2 separate regions of the Homo sapiens genome follow, and region 1 is linked to region 2. Evidence: read pairs that join two places in POLR2A ChIA-PET (ENCODE). Cell type or tissue: GM12878. All regions are shown on one strand. Each heading gives the region's core, and the rest is flanking DNA. Links, peaks and the distances in the headings are about the cores only.

The links. ChIA-PET counts read pairs that join two places held together with the same protein. Peaks named below come from ENCODE experiments on the same cell type or tissue, not always from the same donor. Only the 100,000 strongest peaks of a DNase experiment are listed, where the experiment ranks them.
Region 1: POLR2A ChIA-PET joins it to region 2 with 7 read pairs; 8 of 35 experiments call an interaction of 5 or more read pairs at or near these places.

What each region holds. Positions count from the first base shown.
Region 1 is chr1:193,130,480-193,135,697 of GRCh38, forward strand. It overlaps CDC73 (cell division cycle 73), which reads left to right. Exons shown (of 17, transcript NM_024529.5): 4 at 4,912-4,974; 5 at 5,058-5,110. Among named protein-coding and RNA genes, the nearest start is that of MIR1278, 3.4 kb to the right of the region's middle. In GM12878, for the core only: no CTCF peak of the experiment used is centred there; no DNase peak of the experiment used is centred there.
Region 2 is chr1:193,081,090-193,086,602 of GRCh38, forward strand. It overlaps RO60 (Ro60, Y RNA binding protein), which reads left to right. Exons shown (of 9, transcript NM_001173524.2): 6 at 275-391; 7 at 1,097-1,210; 8 at 1,473-1,619; 9 at 3,490-5,513. The coding sequence ends at 3,642. Among named protein-coding and RNA genes, the nearest start is that of GLRX2, 22 kb to the right of the region's middle. In GM12878, for the core only: no CTCF peak of the experiment used is centred there; a DNase peak (open chromatin) is centred at 2,492; H3K27ac peaks cover 511 bases.

The sequences.
Region 1 (5,218 bases), core at 219-5,218, 49 kb after region 2:
TCTTCGTAAATTGTTGTTTCTCTGACATCATCAGTTTTCTACTTTCTTCTGGATCATTCCCTTTTAGAATACCTACAGTAAGATTTCATGTTTAAAAAATGTTTTTGATCCCACATTCCTACTGTCTACTGCTTCATTTATCTCCTCCCTGATACTGTAAAATATTCTGCAAGAGTTCGTGTGGTATCATTGCTTCTTTTTTACCTTTGTTTCTTTCTTGAAGCCACTCTAGTCTGGCCTTCATCCTTACCATCCCACTAAAATCACTCCTTGTAAGGTCAAAACTGATTTAAGGATTGCTACATCCTTTGGTCTCTTGTACCATACTTGACCTCTCAACAGCATTTGATACTGTTGACCACTCATTTTTGAAAGCCTTTCTTCATTTGGCATTTGGAACACCAGCCTCTTGGTTCTCTTTCTACTCGTTGTTCACCTCTCAGTTTATTTTGGTTACTTCTGTACCTGACCTCTAATTCTTGAAGTTTCCAAGACTTGATCTTTTTTTTTATCTTTTCTTTTAACCTGTATTCTCTAGGTGATCTCTTTCAGTTTTATGGCTCAGATATCATATATATGCTGATGAAATTTCAAGTGTTTTTTTCAGCATTGATTTCTTTCAGGGCACCAGATTTATAAATTTACTGTCAACATGTTTCCTTGAATGTTGAATAGGCATCTGAAATTTAACACTGAAAATGGAATGCCTGATTCCCTCTTTCCCTTCTGCCCTCACACAGAACAAAAACAAGTCTGTTGTTTTCTCAGTGTTCCCACTTTAGTAAGGGGTAGTGAGACGCTCTTCCTGCAGTTGCTTAGGCCAGAACTTTGGTGACATCTTTGTCACATCTCACATCCATTCTATCAACAAGTTGTTTTTTTCTCTTTTTAAAAGTATGACAACTTCTTACCATTCTACCTGCCCTATTTCATCCTTGCTTTTTAGATTATTGTATAGCTTCCTCACAGGTCCCCACTCTTTATTTCCTATAGTGTAGTCTTAGCAATAGAGTGTCCTGCTTTTGAAAAAGTATATAAACTTGATTGTGTCACTCACCTGTGGCTTCCCATCACTCTTAGAATAAAACTCATACTTGTTACCCTGGCAGTCATCTTGCCTCTGCCTAAATCTCTGTGACTCCATCTTCTACCATTCTTCCTTTGCTCATAACAGTCAGTCTTTTTGGTCTTTTAGCTATGCTAATCTTAGCACCTTTGCACTTTCTCTTTCTATCTTGAGTTGTCTTTCTCTACATTATCACATGGCTCACTTGCTTACTATTTCATTTAGATCTGTGCTCAAGTGTTTTTCCAAATGTTGTTCCATCAGAGAAGACTTCTCTGACCACTCTTATCGAAAATATAGTATTCCTTTCCTCCTTCTGTGGTTTTTATATAGTGCCATCCTGATTTATTTTTCACCAGATCTCATACATTGACCTGAAATTATATATCTGTTTATGTACATAGTGTCTGTCTTTCCCATTAGAAGGTAAATCCTAAGGGGACAGACAGTTGTTTGTCTTGTTAAATACCCAGCATTTACAATAGTGGTGCATGGTAGGTTCTTAACTGAATAAATGAGTAATTATTAATTTACTCTCTTACAGAGTACAAGTACATTGATATAATACAACTATTGGGTCTTACTTTGCTGAGTGTGACGTGTAGTACCTTTAAGTCATTAACAGCTGTCTTGTCATGCATGGCTTTAAGCAGTAAGATTGATTTCCACAGAGAATCTTGTGTATAATGGAAAGATCATCATTAGGAATGCTTTCTTCCTATGCTGTCCTCATTCAATAAGGACTTATTACGTGCTTATTCTTAAAAGGCATTATGCTGGGTGTTGTGCAAAATGCCAAATCCCTGTCTTAAACATGTAAACATGTTTACTGTCATGCAAGGGAGACTGGATACACAAAAGTTTAGAACCCAGCAGTATTAAAGAGGGAGTCTCAATTCTGTGAAGAGGATGGAGTTGGGGAGGATAGAAGAAACTTTTTTTTTTCTTTCAGAGATGGGGTCTCGCTACATTGTTCAGGCTGGTCTTGAACTCTTGGGCTCAAGCAGTCCTCCTCCCTTGGCCTCCCAAAGTGTTGGGATTGCAGGCATGAGCCACTGTGCCCAGCCATTTTTTTTTTTTTTAATCAAAGCAAATTTGATTCTTTGGAGCAGTGTTTCTCTAACTTTTTAAGTGATGAGAATCATATGGTTTGAAAATAGTGGTTTTTTTTGTTTGTTTGTTTTTGGCTTCAGAAGATGTGATATAAGGTCTAAGATTCTCTATTCTTAAGCATCGCAGGTGAGCCTGATAAATAGGCTAGTTTTGGGGAAGCACTTTAGAGCAAATGATTTTTCTTTTTAGAATCAAAAGTAGAGTTGCCCTTTATCCATCTATGTCATTTCCTGTAGATTTTTTTTTTTTTTTTTTTTTTTGAGAAGGAATCTTGCTCTGTCGCCCCAGGCTGGAGTGCAGTGGCGCGATCTTGGCTCACTGCAAGCTCCGCCTCCCGGGTGCATGCCATTCTTCTGCCTCAGCCTCCTGAGTAGCTGGGACTACAGGCGCCTGCCACCACGCCTGGCTAACTTTTTGTATTTTTAGTAGAGACCGGGTTTCACTGTGTTAGCCAGGATGGTATCTATCTCCTGACCTTGTGATCTGCCTGCCTCGGCCTCCCAAAGTGCTGGGATTACAGGTGTGAGCCACCGCGCCTGGCAGTTTTTATAGGACAGAGTTAGTCACTAAGCGTATTGCTTTGCCACTTTTTAAAAACTGTTAATTTAATAGTTTAATGAAAAGGTTGAGCAAATATTAAGACCGTATTCTTAGGAAGACATAATAGCTAAAGATGTTGGTTCTTAATTTATACATTTAACATGGTCTCAATAAGAATCTCTAGTTTTTCTTGAGGTAGGAATAGAACTAGACAAGGTGATTCTAAAGTTCATTGGCAAAAGTAAGCATCCTAAAAATTTGTAGAAGAGCATTGAGAAAAGGCTAGTCATTCTGGAGAACTTAAAACCCTGATAATTTGAAACAACTAAATGACTAGATACACTAATAAAAAAACTTTATCTGTTAGGTTAGAAATCTATATGTGAATTTAACATATGATTAAAGAGACATGTCAAGTCAATGGGAGGAAGGTGGGATTATTCAGTTACAAGCTGATAAAAGTAGTAAAGTTCTGTATTATAAAAAACAAAAGACATGACAAACTGGGAAAATATGTTAATATTTCAACTCATCACAGATAAAGGGCTAATCTCACTAATATACGAAGGGTCCTGGAACTTTATGCATAAAAGACCAAACACTCTATGGATTATGTCATAAAATTCACAGAAAAGGTGATAAAATCATGAAAAATGCTTAATATCATTTATAATAAGAGAATTGCAAATTTAAACTATACGGAGATAGGATTTTTTTTTTTTTAACCTGATAGAAAAAAATCTGTAAGTTTGATAATATGCTCTGGTGAAGCAATGAGAAAACAGATATTCTACTATATTGTTGGTTATAATGTTAATCAGTGCACCCCTACACCCCCATTGAAGAATTGGCAGCAGTCTAACATTACAAATTTAACATAGAAATCCTGTGTCTGGAACTTTATCCTAGAGGTATATTTCGTTTAGCTTTTTTACCAGTTGTGAATAACTAAAAATTACATGTGTAGGGTGAATGCTAACTTTAAAAAAACTTGCCATTATATATAATATCTATATGTACATTTATATATTTATGAAAACTTGTGACTTTATATTAATATATTATTGTGCCATTGTTCGTAACAACAGAAGACTAAAATTGAACAGCTCATCAACAGGGACCTAGTTAAATAAATTGTAGTTAGGCCATACAGTAGAGTACTCAGTAGCTATAAAAAAATGGTTAAAGAGGGCCGGGCACAGTGGCTCACACCTGTAATCCCAGCACTTTGGGAGGCCGAGGCGGGCGGATCACGAGGTCAGGAGATCGAGACCATTCTGGCTAACATGGTGAAACCCCGTCTCTACTAAAAATACAAAAAAATTAGCCGGGCGTGGTGGCATGTGCCTGTAGTCCCAGCTACTCGGGAGGCTGAGGCAGGAAAATGGCGTGAACCCAGGAGGTGGAGCTTGCAGTAAGCCAGGATCGCCACTGCACTCCAGCCTGGGTGACAGAGCGAGACTCCGTCTCAAAAAAAAAGTAAAGGAAATGCTCTACTTACTGATATGGAGGGTTATGGGAGATAAGTTGTTAGGTAAAAAAGAAAACAGGGTTCAGAACAGTATGTTTAGTATGTCACCTTTTGTATTAAAAAGGGTAAAAATAATTTTGTATTTCTCATATCTACAGAAAGAAACTCTAGAAGGATATATAAGAGACTAGTTGGCTGCATAGGGTGGTGGGAACTAGGTGAATGGGGACAGGTATACCCCTTTTTGTTGAGCCATTCAAAAATTAAGTAATTTAATTTTAAAAATAATTTAGTTTTTTACCAGTTGTGAATAACTAAAAATTGCATGTTTAGGGTGAATGCTAACTTAAAAAAAATCTTGTCCATATATATGTGTGTGTATGTGTGTGTGTATATATATATTTATGTGTTTACTTACACCTTTTTAGGTGTCTGTGTTATGACATTGGAGCATATACTTTGAAGCAACTAATTTCAGTCAGATCATCTCAGTAATTTGTAAGCTAAATTGTTAAAAATAGTTTGTCCTCTTAGAGACTTTCTAGTATAGATTAATCTTTTAAATAACATGTTTTTGCAGAGCTGCTTTAAAACTGAATTTTTTACCTAGAGAAAATCACCATATAGAAGTATATAAAAAACCTAAAGCATTTCACTTGTAATAATATCCAATATATATGTTGAAATAGTAATCCTTACGTGAATCTTTTTATGTCTTCAGCAACATCGGCAAGTATAGACAGAAGCGCTCCCTTAGAAATAGGTCTTCAGCGATCTACTCAAGGTATGTCTTGTTGCATATTTATATTGAACTTTCAGAAGCCCATTCCAAAACTACACATTTATTTACTTCTCTTTCTTTTATAGTCAAACGAGCTGCAGATGAAGTTTTAGCAGAAGCAAAGAAACCACGAATTGAGGTAAAGAAACTGTATTTTAAACAATTTTATTTATATTGTTATTGAAATTGGGATTCTTTAGTAACAAGGATTCTTTGATTGCAGTAACCTGAGGAGCTTTTTTTCTGG
Region 2 (5,513 bases), core at 182-5,181:
AAAATAGGATGGTAACTTATTTAACTAAAATTATTGAATAGGTTATTTCCTTTGTTTTACCTGTAAAAGCTAAGTATTTTTATTATTTTTTTTTAATTTTCAGTCATAGCTGCTATGCCAGATGAGCATTTTTAAATAGTTGTCAATTGGTATATCAAAAATCTGAAGGCCTTTTATCAGTCTTTTTAATGTAAGATAAGTAAATATGATTTAGAAATTTAGTCTACTTATAATTTCTGTTATGCTTTTAATGATTGTTTTGTTTTCTCTGTAGACAGTTGAACCAACTGGAAAACGTTTCTTACTAGCTGTTGATGTCAGTGCTTCTATGAACCAAAGAGTTTTGGGTAGTATACTCAACGCTAGTACAGTTGCTGCAGCAATGTGCATGGTGAGAACACCTAAGACAATTTTGCCATTCTAAAAACATGTTTACTGTAGAGCAAAACTATAAGATTAATAATGATTAAGAATTATGTTTTCACTTTTTTCTGTCATTTCAGCTTGTCACATTTTTAATTTTATATTTAAAGATAATTGTGTAAAGCCAGAGTGTTAAGTGTGTTGAAAAAGTATGTCTAAAGAACAAGCAGAGTAGAAATTTTAATTTTTACAACAAAAGATTAAATATTAATGGATTTTTTAGGAAGTAGATAATGCTTAGATAAAATGAAAAAAAGACAAATTTTTTAAAAATTTATTTTAAAAATAATGCTTAAATTATTTAACGATTTGAAGCTTAAAAGATCTGGGAACTAATAGGAGTGTCTAGAGACTTTAGTTCTATCCTGTCAGTGAATAACAAACAGATGAATAGTAGGCAAACTTTTTAGCTTCTTTACTGGGGCTTTATTTCTTATCTAATGAAATGAGAAGAATATTTACTGTATTTGCTTCAAAGGATAGTCATGATAGCCAGTTTTTTTGTGAAAGTACTTTGAAAGCTGTACTACTGTTAATGTATAGTTCTAAAACACACTAATAAAAAGTTAAGAAATAAACATCAGTGTTTCTTTTAAACATGAAGTTGGATAAAATTCAAAATATTGTATTTCCCCCCAAATTTGCTGAAAATTACTGCCATTGAATTTTTCAGGTTGTCACACGAACAGAAAAAGATTCTTATGTAGTTGCTTTTTCCGATGAAATGGTACCATGTCCAGTGACTACAGATATGACCTTACAACAGGTTTTAATGGCTATGAGTCAGGTAAGAAACTGTGTTTTTTAAGTTTACTTAGTTAAGTTTACATAACGTGTAGAATGATTTTATATTGATGTCATGTATGGTATTAATCTGTGAGAACAAAATTTTTTTTGTCTTAATTTTTGCATGACAAGTACAAAACCGAAAATATATATGCAGGCTTTGGGAAGGCTGTATATATTGGTGCTAAACAAAATGATACTGTAAAAACTAGTATTTTTAAGGATTTATTTACTTATTTATTCATGCTTTTGTTCCGAATTAGATCCCAGCAGGTGGAACTGATTGCTCTCTTCCAATGATCTGGGCTCAGAAGACAAACACACCTGCTGATGTCTTCATTGTATTCACTGATAATGAGACCTTTGCTGGAGGTGTCCATCCTGCTATTGCTCTGAGGGAGTATCGAAAGGTAAAACAAATTCTAATACGGTTCCTCACCCAAATAATATTATTTTAATACTTGATTTTTTTTTTTTTTTTTTGGAGACAGGACCTCATTCTGTTGCCCTGGCTGGAGTGCAGTGGCTCAGTCATAGCTCACTGCAACCTCAACCTCCCAGGCTTAAGTGATTCTCCCACCACAGCCTCCCAAGTAGCTGGAACTACAGGAGCGTGCCACCATGCCCACCTAATTTTTTGTAGGAATGGGGTTTCACCATGTTGCCCAGGCTGGTCTCAAACTCCTAGGCTCAAGCGATTCTCCAGCCTTGGCTTCCCAACGTGCTGGGATTACAGCCACCACACCTGGCCATTCTTGATTCTTATTCACTTATGTGTTTCAAAAAATGTTACTACAAGTAGTTCTGTATCTTATATAGGAGCCAGTGTCCGTTATAGACTCAGCAGTACTTAAAATAAGAAAAAGTATTGATTACACACATAAAATTTATTTTAACCAGTTTCCATTGCTAAACATTACTAAGAATATCCTTTGCAAACAGTATTTTTGGTAATAATCAGAATATTTGTTTTACCTTAGCTGTAAGTTTTTTTTAATAATTCAGTGTGCTCCTTGAAAAATTGAAAGTATTAGTGAGTTTTGCAAAAGGATTACATAAAATTAAAGCTATAATCTATGCTCTATGTTTTATGGACATATCTGTGTTCTAATCAGTATCCTCCAGTTGAGCTTTCTGAAATGACATAAATCTTCACTCTCCAATGTGGGTTGCCACTAATCACATGGGACTTTTGAGCACTTAAAATATGGCTAGTGTGACTAGAAGTAGAAATAGAACTTGTTGATGAAGAGTAGTGGTTCTCAAAGTGTGGTTTCCCTACCAGCAGTCTTAGCCTCACCTGCGACCGTATTAGAAATGCAAATTCCTGAGGCCCGTCAGAGACCTGCTGAATCAGAAACTCTGACGTTGGGACTGTGTTTTAACAAGCCCTCCAGAGGATTTCTGATGCAGGCTTAAGTTTGAAAGCTGCAGGTAAGGGAATAGTTTTGTTTTGTTTTGTTTTGTTTTTTTAAGAAATGGGGTCTCCATCACTGGAGTGCAATGGTGCTATCATAGCTTACTGTAACTTGAAATTCTGGCCTCCCAAAGCACTGAGATTACAGCCATGAGGCACTGCCCAACCAGGATAGAATGTAGAGTAAAGACTGTTTGGTTGTGAGTCCCGAGTCTTTCTCTTACTCTGTGTGGACCTGAGCAAATTATTTAACTGATCTACATCATAGTAAGTTACTTACCTCTTAGAGTTGTTTTAACAGTTACGGTAGATGTATTATTTAAACAGTGCATTGTAGTTTCTCATGTGTATACATTCAGTGATTGTTGGTTTTTCTCAAAAATTCAATTATTTTAATCTTACATTTAGCTGTAGAGGACAAGTTCTTACGTGGAACATGTGTATATCGCACATATCAAAGTCATCAGCCAAAAGTTGATCATCCCAGAGATATGTCCTTATATATACTCATACACACTGCCCCAGCATTTGATATGTTGATAAAAATATCTGGCACCCTTAATAACCTGACAGGTTTCATAAGTACAAAGTGCCTAGGCTGCTCAATAATGTACACTGCAGCCCATAGAACAAGTAAAGTAATTGAAGAGAGAAGTAGAAATTTCAGGCAGATTCTTATACAATTTTATTGTCCCTTCTTCTAAAACTCCCATATTCTAGCCTTAAAAGATTGACCCCCGCAAAAAAATGACTTTGTATTTAAAAAGCTCTGGTAGAGAAATGTTAAAGTGTTTTAATTTTGGAGGTATTTTGCATTTCCTTACATTTATGTTTTTAATATGTATTTTGGTCTTTTTCTACAGAAAATGGATATTCCAGCTAAATTGATTGTTTGTGGAATGACATCAAATGGTTTCACCATTGCAGACCCAGATGATAGAGGCATGTTGGATATGTGCGGCTTTGATACTGGAGCTCTGGATGTAATTCGAAATTTCACATTAGATATGATTTAACCATAAGCAGCAGCACGATCCAGAGATCCATTGCCATCAGTGATCTCACTAAAAATATACAGCTACTTCCCAGCTAATCTCCACCCAATGAATGATGATGGTATAGTATGTGCATAATGGAAAGTTACCTTACTGAAAAAAAAAAAAGAAGGAAAAATAAGATGGGCCCAAAGGTCTATCTACTAAACTAGCTCTTGGGGAAATAGCTTCAGGATACTGTAGTTTCCTCTATCTAATAGAGAACTTTTTGTTAACAGACACTGTAAAATAGTTTTGCTTTGTTGAATAATACGTGTGTACCTAAAAGAGGTAAGAGCAAAAAGTGTAATTCCACATCATGTTACTTGAGAAGTGCTTAACGTTTTCTTAAATGTTTTCATTGGGAAAGGACAGCTTTGATAATGTCCAAATACTCTGAAATGCACTAGACCATATAACTGTGATGAAATATGAAACTCATCTGTAAACTTTTATACCAAGGGGGTAAAAAAAAAAACTAAGGCATTTGATTAAATTATGAATGAGTTTTACAAATTCCTTTCAGAGTTTTACTAAGATCACACAAATAACAGCTTTCTTATTCAGTGAAAAAGATATTTTATTTCTGATGTTTTATTTGCACTTGTGGAATATGTTACCATTAATCAGAAACATCATGGCAACCCCTAAGAATAGACTAAGTTTGTGTTGGCTGAGGGATTCTATTTGGTTTGCTTTTTTTTTTTTGCTTTGTTATATTTTATTGCTACAAGGGGTGTGACTTGATAATGATTTCCTCTGAATTATAATAACATAGCCAGATGTAGTCTCACACTGTTTTTCATACTCTTAAGTGTAAATAATATAAAATGTTTCAAGCGCTTAACTCCCCCTCATTCACAAAGTATAACAATTAAAATCTCAACTATAACCAGTTTAGCTTTTTCCTTACTTTTAAAATAAAATTTTTTACTTTTAACTATTTTTTTAGTTAATATTTTTAAAAGTATACATGTCAATGGCCTCTTTGTCCATTATTCATTTTGTGGCAAAATATTCTTCTTTGATAGTGTAAACAAATAATAAAGCAATCTAGGTCCTTTAGGTTTGAAAGGCAATTTTTGAGTAGCATATTACCAGCTAGCCAGTCACTAGGAATTTTTTTCAGTATTATTTGTATGTATTAAACTTTTCATTACACTAAAGTGCATTATTTTATTGAGCAAGTATCCTTCATTGTGAGGTTTAACATTAAAGCAATCTGTTGAAATGCCATTATCTTTGCTCATAATTTTATTATGGCCGTCTAAGGTAGCTTACACATAAAACCTGTTTGCGTATCTGTTGTTCTCTAAATATTAATTGAAGATTTACTGAGGATTTGTAAGGTCCTTCTCGCTGTTATGTGAAAAGTCAAACTGTAGTTAATGTAAATTATAGCCTTTTAGGTGCTTGGGGGTTAGAGGGTTTATGTTTTTTGGGAAAGGGGGACTTTAGTAGTCTGAGGATTTCTGTACATATTTTCTTCTGTTTTATGTGAAATTTGGGCTCTGGGAATAAGAAAATATTCCTTTCAAATTTATTTGACATATTAATGCTGGTTTTGATATGTACCCATTCCTTCAAGGCAACTGGTATCAGTTTTTAAGTGTGATTTACCTGAGATATTTTTGTTCAGCAAAGCTCATAGCACCCTCACCCCCACTCCAGACATGCATTGCTTCTGATGTTGTTCACGTTTTTAACCCTGTCAAGCATTGAACTGAATATATTAGCTACTTTTGACACATTAAAATATTACGTTCAGATTGAATTTAAAGTTTAAAGAAACTAATAGAATTACGTAATAGTTATTGAATTGTTTAAGTAAACCCAAGATCTTAAAAATTATA